2 separate regions of the Homo sapiens genome follow, and region 2 is linked to region 1. Evidence: read pairs that join two places in POLR2A ChIA-PET (ENCODE). Cell type or tissue: OCI-LY7. All regions are shown on one strand.

Region 1 (2,500 bases):
ACTCACCCACGCTGTGTGGTTTAGAGCTCAGAATTGTTTGGTTTAAACACAGAAAGTGACTTTCATTTCATGGATAGATATTCAATTTTTTTTTAATTTCCTGATTTATTATACTTTTTTGAATGTCAAAAAATTTGACCTTTCACTTGGAATGACGTAAAAGCTATGCCTCCGGTCTTAGACCTGAGTACTCCAGCCAGTCCTCCTAGAGGACCGATAAATTAGTCTTTGTAGTTTATGTTTTTTGCCATATGCTTTGATTCAAGTAAGAACTGGTGCTATACATTCTGAATGTTACACAATTCTGTTCATGTTGATCTTCAATAGAATATGTGTATTACACTATTGATGCTGCTTTTCAAGATGAGCCCTGTTGCCTATAATTAACTAGGACACAGGTTTTGTCTCACTTGTCCAGCCACTGCGCTACACAAAACCTTGAGTATGCCTCTACAGCCCTAACCCTGGGAAAGATGGCCATAGGCCATGGCCTCCTGTGTGCTGTGGTCAAACTCGTGGGACTCTGAGACCCTAAGGCCCCCGTAGACATTAGCCTTTTCTTCAGCAACCCTTTTGCACAGACAAGTGGAGAAAGAGTCCCACTGGGACTCTGGGGGGACAGTCATCCATTGCACTGGGGTTGGGGGTGAGGGGATGCCTGGAACTGTCCCAGTGCCAAAGGCACCATGTCATTTTTTTTTTTAAAGGTGTCAAAGGGCCACTGCCTCATTATTGACTTGAGACCCAGAAATAGTGCTGTGTGTAGATAGTGGTCTTGGAGAGGCGTTGGTTTAAAATGCACTTATGTAAGTTTGAGCTGTTTTCTTTTCTTCAGCTTAATTGGGAACTAGAAGATACGTGGTTGCAAAAAAAGCAGAACCAGACACACCATGGGCATCATTCTGTCCCAGGACAATGGGAAGGGTCCCAGGGGCAGGTGTGCCAAGGTGGCCCTGCCCACCCATCCAGCGTACCCGTAAACACATACCAGGTGCCATGGGCCCTGCTGGGTACCACATGGAGAGCTTCTCAGTCTAAACCACCATAAAAGTCAAGGCTGATGTTTGTGGCACAGAGTGGGTAGGTCCATCCAGGGACGTCATGGGGAAACCACTGCCATGCAGCTCAGCACCCACAAGTGCCGGTCTCAGGCCAGCCCTAGATGACACTGTTCAATTTGTCAAGTCCACAGATAGGGTTGGGGTTTTTGTTGTTTTTCTTTTCTGATCTTACCTAGTAGTGCAATACCACATTTAAAGTTTAATTCTCTTCCCAGAATGTCTTGTGGAAACTTTACATTTCATTCCTGTTCACATTGTAAGATCTCTGATGTTTTGCCTGGATGGATTTACTGTGATTGCACAGGGACCACGTGGCTCAGGTGTCTGAGCCATTGAGGGCATCTTGCAAGGGCTGGTTTTCCTTTTCTCATCAGTGTTGGCTGGATGCCAGCAGGGGTTTTGTGGCTAACCACATCAGGCAGTTTCCCATTTTTGTAGCTTTGTTATACCTAAACCGCAGTCTCATCATTTTGCTTATGCAGCTAGAAGTTTCAGTCTGTATAGTTGTTATTCATTCTGTCCCTGGTAATTTAGACCTGCCTTCTTGATGCTTTAGGGGCCATTGGGCACAGCTTTCTACATTGGCTAACAAATACCTGTGAAAATGTTAACAGACAGAAGCGCAGCAGTGAACCTGAGGTCAGGACAGGACTGTTTGGGAGGTTCTTCTTTTCTTACTGTCACTCCAAAAATAAACCTTGGATTTGTGTGCTGGGGAGAAATGAGTATAGATAACATTTAAAACGTTTTCCTAAACCTTAGTATTCATATGGTAGCTGATGGTTCCTCTCCCCTTCATTACTGTTGCCTGACGACGGTCCTTGCTGATGCTGTGAACTAACAAAGTTGTCTTTTTGTTTTTAAGGGAACCCACCCTGGCGTCTGGACAGCAGGTTAGGTTTGGGTGGTTTTGAGCTAGCACTGCTGTGGGGCAGGGGTGGCCGCTCCCTGGTGAAGCTAATGCTGTGGAAGCTGGAATGTTCCTTCCTAAGGAGTGGGATCATGCCCCTACCCCAGCAGAGGTATCTCATCACTCGCTCATGTGCGAGATTCTAAATAAATTTTGTTCTTGGGCATCTTCTACTAGGCCTCCTATAAAATAGATCTTGCTGTTTTTGGTTTGTGTTAATGGAACCTCACTTTCTAGAGATAATTCTTTAGTTTTTTATTTAGGAAGTTTTCAAAATATACAAAGCAGGAATGTAAGGAACCCGCATCACCTCAAATTCAGTGTTACCCACACTTGACCATGCTTGCCCCAGCTGTGCCTTTTTTCTTTCCTTGGGTATTTTGTTGCTAAAGTATTTTATTATTACTGTTTTAGAGACAGGGCCTCACTCCTGTCACCCAGGCTGGAGTATGGTGGCACAGTCACATCTCACTGCAGCCTCAACCTCCTGGGCTCAAGCCATCCCCCCACCCCAGCCTCCTGAGTAGCT
Region 2 (2,500 bases), 110 kb after region 1:
GCACAATAGCAGCAGCCCCTGCTGTTGGCTGAGTCCACTCAGGGCTCACCACAGCCCATCTGCCTCCCAGGCACAGGGAAACCCCCCACGGGAGGTGGGGAGACCTCAGGGGGGTCCCTCCGCCCAGGAGGAAGGCTTGCGCTGGCCAAGTGAAAACACAGGAATCTCATTTTAGTTCTAGTGGGAAGGTTCGACCGCAGCGAGGGTGGGCTGGGATGGTGGAGGTGTCTTGCCGCCCACTTCCTGCCCTGCCCACCCAGTATTCACCTCGGCCACTTGAACCTGGAGTGGGGGTGACCCGTGGGGTGGGGTGGGGGGCGTTCTCTGAGGAAACGCCGGGTGGCAGAGTTTGAAGATGGGGGAAGAATGTTCCAGGAAGAAGGAAAGTAATCTTCGAGGAGCGGGAGAGGAGGCTGCAGAGGCAGGAGGGGCTCTGGTCTCACTGAGGGTGCTGGGGCTGTCCGGAAGGAGGTGGCGCGGCTGGGACGGGGTGGCAATGGCGAAGCAGCCAGGCAGCTGCTACCTCAGGAGCATTTTGAAAGGAGAACGAGAGGTGTGGCCCACCCACAAGCGGCTCCCTCCATGCAGCCTGGGTCACCCCATGCACAGGAACTGGCCAATGAGAATGTCCTGGCCCCACCAGAGACACCAGGCTCTGATCCAACTCAGAATGCGGGACTCCCTCAGAGCGCTGCAGCCTGTCTCTTGCACCCGCAGCACGCCCTGCACTCCAGAGGCTTCCTGCGAGCCGCTTGTGTTCGGCCCCACCCAGTCCCTCTGGCCTCTCCACGCCGCGCCATGCCGGTCCACACCCTGTCCGGCCCACTCATACCATCCACGCCCCTGCACATACTGACAGCTCAGTACCCCTTAGGGGCTGGGCTCAGAACAGACCCTCTAAAGAATGAGGCCGGAGTGGTAGGGCCAGGCAGGACCCACCTATGCCTGAGGCTGCCGCCGCTGCTGAACCCTCCGTTCCCCGCCCCCGTCTCCTGTGTCTCCTTCGTGTCTTTTTCCCTGCAAGTATGTACTTTCCCCTGCAATGCCAGCGCGTTCAGAAACTCACATTCCACTTTTAAACGCTGACACCCATGACAAGCTCTTCCTCAACGGCAAGCAGCAAGCCCAGCTTATAAAGGACAAGCGGTTCGGTCACCTTCCAGCCCATCAGGGATCACCACTGGGAAGAAGCCATGGCTCCGTGGGCCTTTGTGGGCAGGTACTGCCCTCCTCAGAGGCAGCCTGCAGTGACCGGGAGGTGACGGAGGGGTGCCAGCCTGGGGCACGTGCAGACACACACTACCCAGCAGAAAGATTCCGGGCGGCTCGCCACACAACCCTCTGCCTGGTTTTGCAAAAAAAGGACCATCTGAAGGCCACCGGGTAGTGGGTGGAGAGGCCAGTCCAGAGTGAGGTGGCCGGCACAAAGTCCAAGGACTCTGCTGCCACCGACCCCCGTGGCCTGCAGGCTGAACGCCCGCCCAGTCCCACCCACCCCCGGCATGGCATCCCCAGTGTACCTGAGACTGGGTTATTTATTTATTTATTCTGAGATGGAGTTTCACCCTTGTAGCCCAGGCTGCAGTGCAGTGGCACGATCTCAGCTCACTGCAACCTCCGCCTCCTGGGTTCAAGCAATTCTCCTGCCTCAGCCTCCGGAGCAGCTGGGATTACAGGTGCCCGCTACCACACCCAGCTAATTTTTTGTATTTTTAGTAGAGACGGGGTTTCACCATGTTGGCCAGGGTGGTCTCCAACTCCTGACTTCAGGTGATCCACCCGCCTCAGCCTCCCAAAGTGCTGGGATTACAGGTGTGAGCCACCGCATCCAGCCGAGACTGGGTAATTTATAAAGAAAAGAGATTTAATTGGCTCACGGTTCCACAGGCTGTACAGGAAGCATGGCTGGGAGGCCTCAGGAAACTTACAATCATGGCGGAGGGCGAAGAGGAAAGAGACGTGTCTTACGAGGCGGAAGGAGGAAGAGAGTGAAGCGGAAGGTGCCACACGCTTTTAAAGAGGCAGATCTCGTGAGAACTCACTCACTATCACGAGCACTGCAAATCAGCCCCCATCATCCAATCATCTCCCACCAGGCCCCTCCCCCAACACTGGGGTTTACAATTTGACGGGAGATTTGAGCTGGGACACAGATCCAAGCTGTATCACCCACACAACTCACTTCAGGGTCTAGCGTTGCCAAGGGCAACGGGGTAGAGTGGCCTCTACCCCAAGGGGTACCCCTCAGTGAGGGAAGTCACTGGAGACAGGGAGGGGGGCTCTGGAAGCCTTCCAAGACCGGCAGACCTCCCTCCCCACTCCATGCTAGGGGTAGAGTCTCAGATCTGCCTCAGACCCACTGGGCAAAGGAAATGGATGACAGATCTACTCACAGCATCTGAGATTTGCAGCCGGCCAGGGCAGGTGGCTGCACAGAGGAAGGTGCCCTGCTTCTGGGGGGCACCACACATTTGTCACCGTGGGAGGGAGGGCTCAGCTC

Evidence for each region. Peaks named below come from ENCODE experiments on the same cell type or tissue, not always from the same donor. Only the 100,000 strongest peaks of a DNase experiment are listed, where the experiment ranks them.
Region 2: POLR2A ChIA-PET joins it to region 1 with 5 read pairs; 2 of 35 experiments call an interaction of 5 or more read pairs at or near these places.

What each region holds. Positions count from the first base shown.
Region 1 is chr2:241,442,563-241,445,062 of GRCh38, forward strand. All of the region lies in intron 13 of FARP2 (FERM, ARH/RhoGEF and pleckstrin domain protein 2), which reads left to right. Among named protein-coding and RNA genes, the nearest start is that of MIR3133, 34 kb to the right of the region's middle. In OCI-LY7, no CTCF peak of the experiment used is centred here; a DNase peak (open chromatin) is centred at 1,459; H3K4me3 peaks cover 563 bases.
Region 2 is chr2:241,551,618-241,554,117 of GRCh38, forward strand. All of the region lies in intron 1 of BOK-AS1 (BOK antisense RNA 1), which reads right to left. LOC105373974 (a long non-coding RNA gene) reads right to left here and starts at 1,224. Exons shown (of 3, transcript XR_924069.3): 1 at 1,067-1,224. It also overlaps a transcript of BOK not described here. RefSeq lists an enhancer at 1-658 and a silencer at 328-566. In OCI-LY7, no CTCF peak of the experiment used is centred here; no DNase peak of the experiment used is centred here.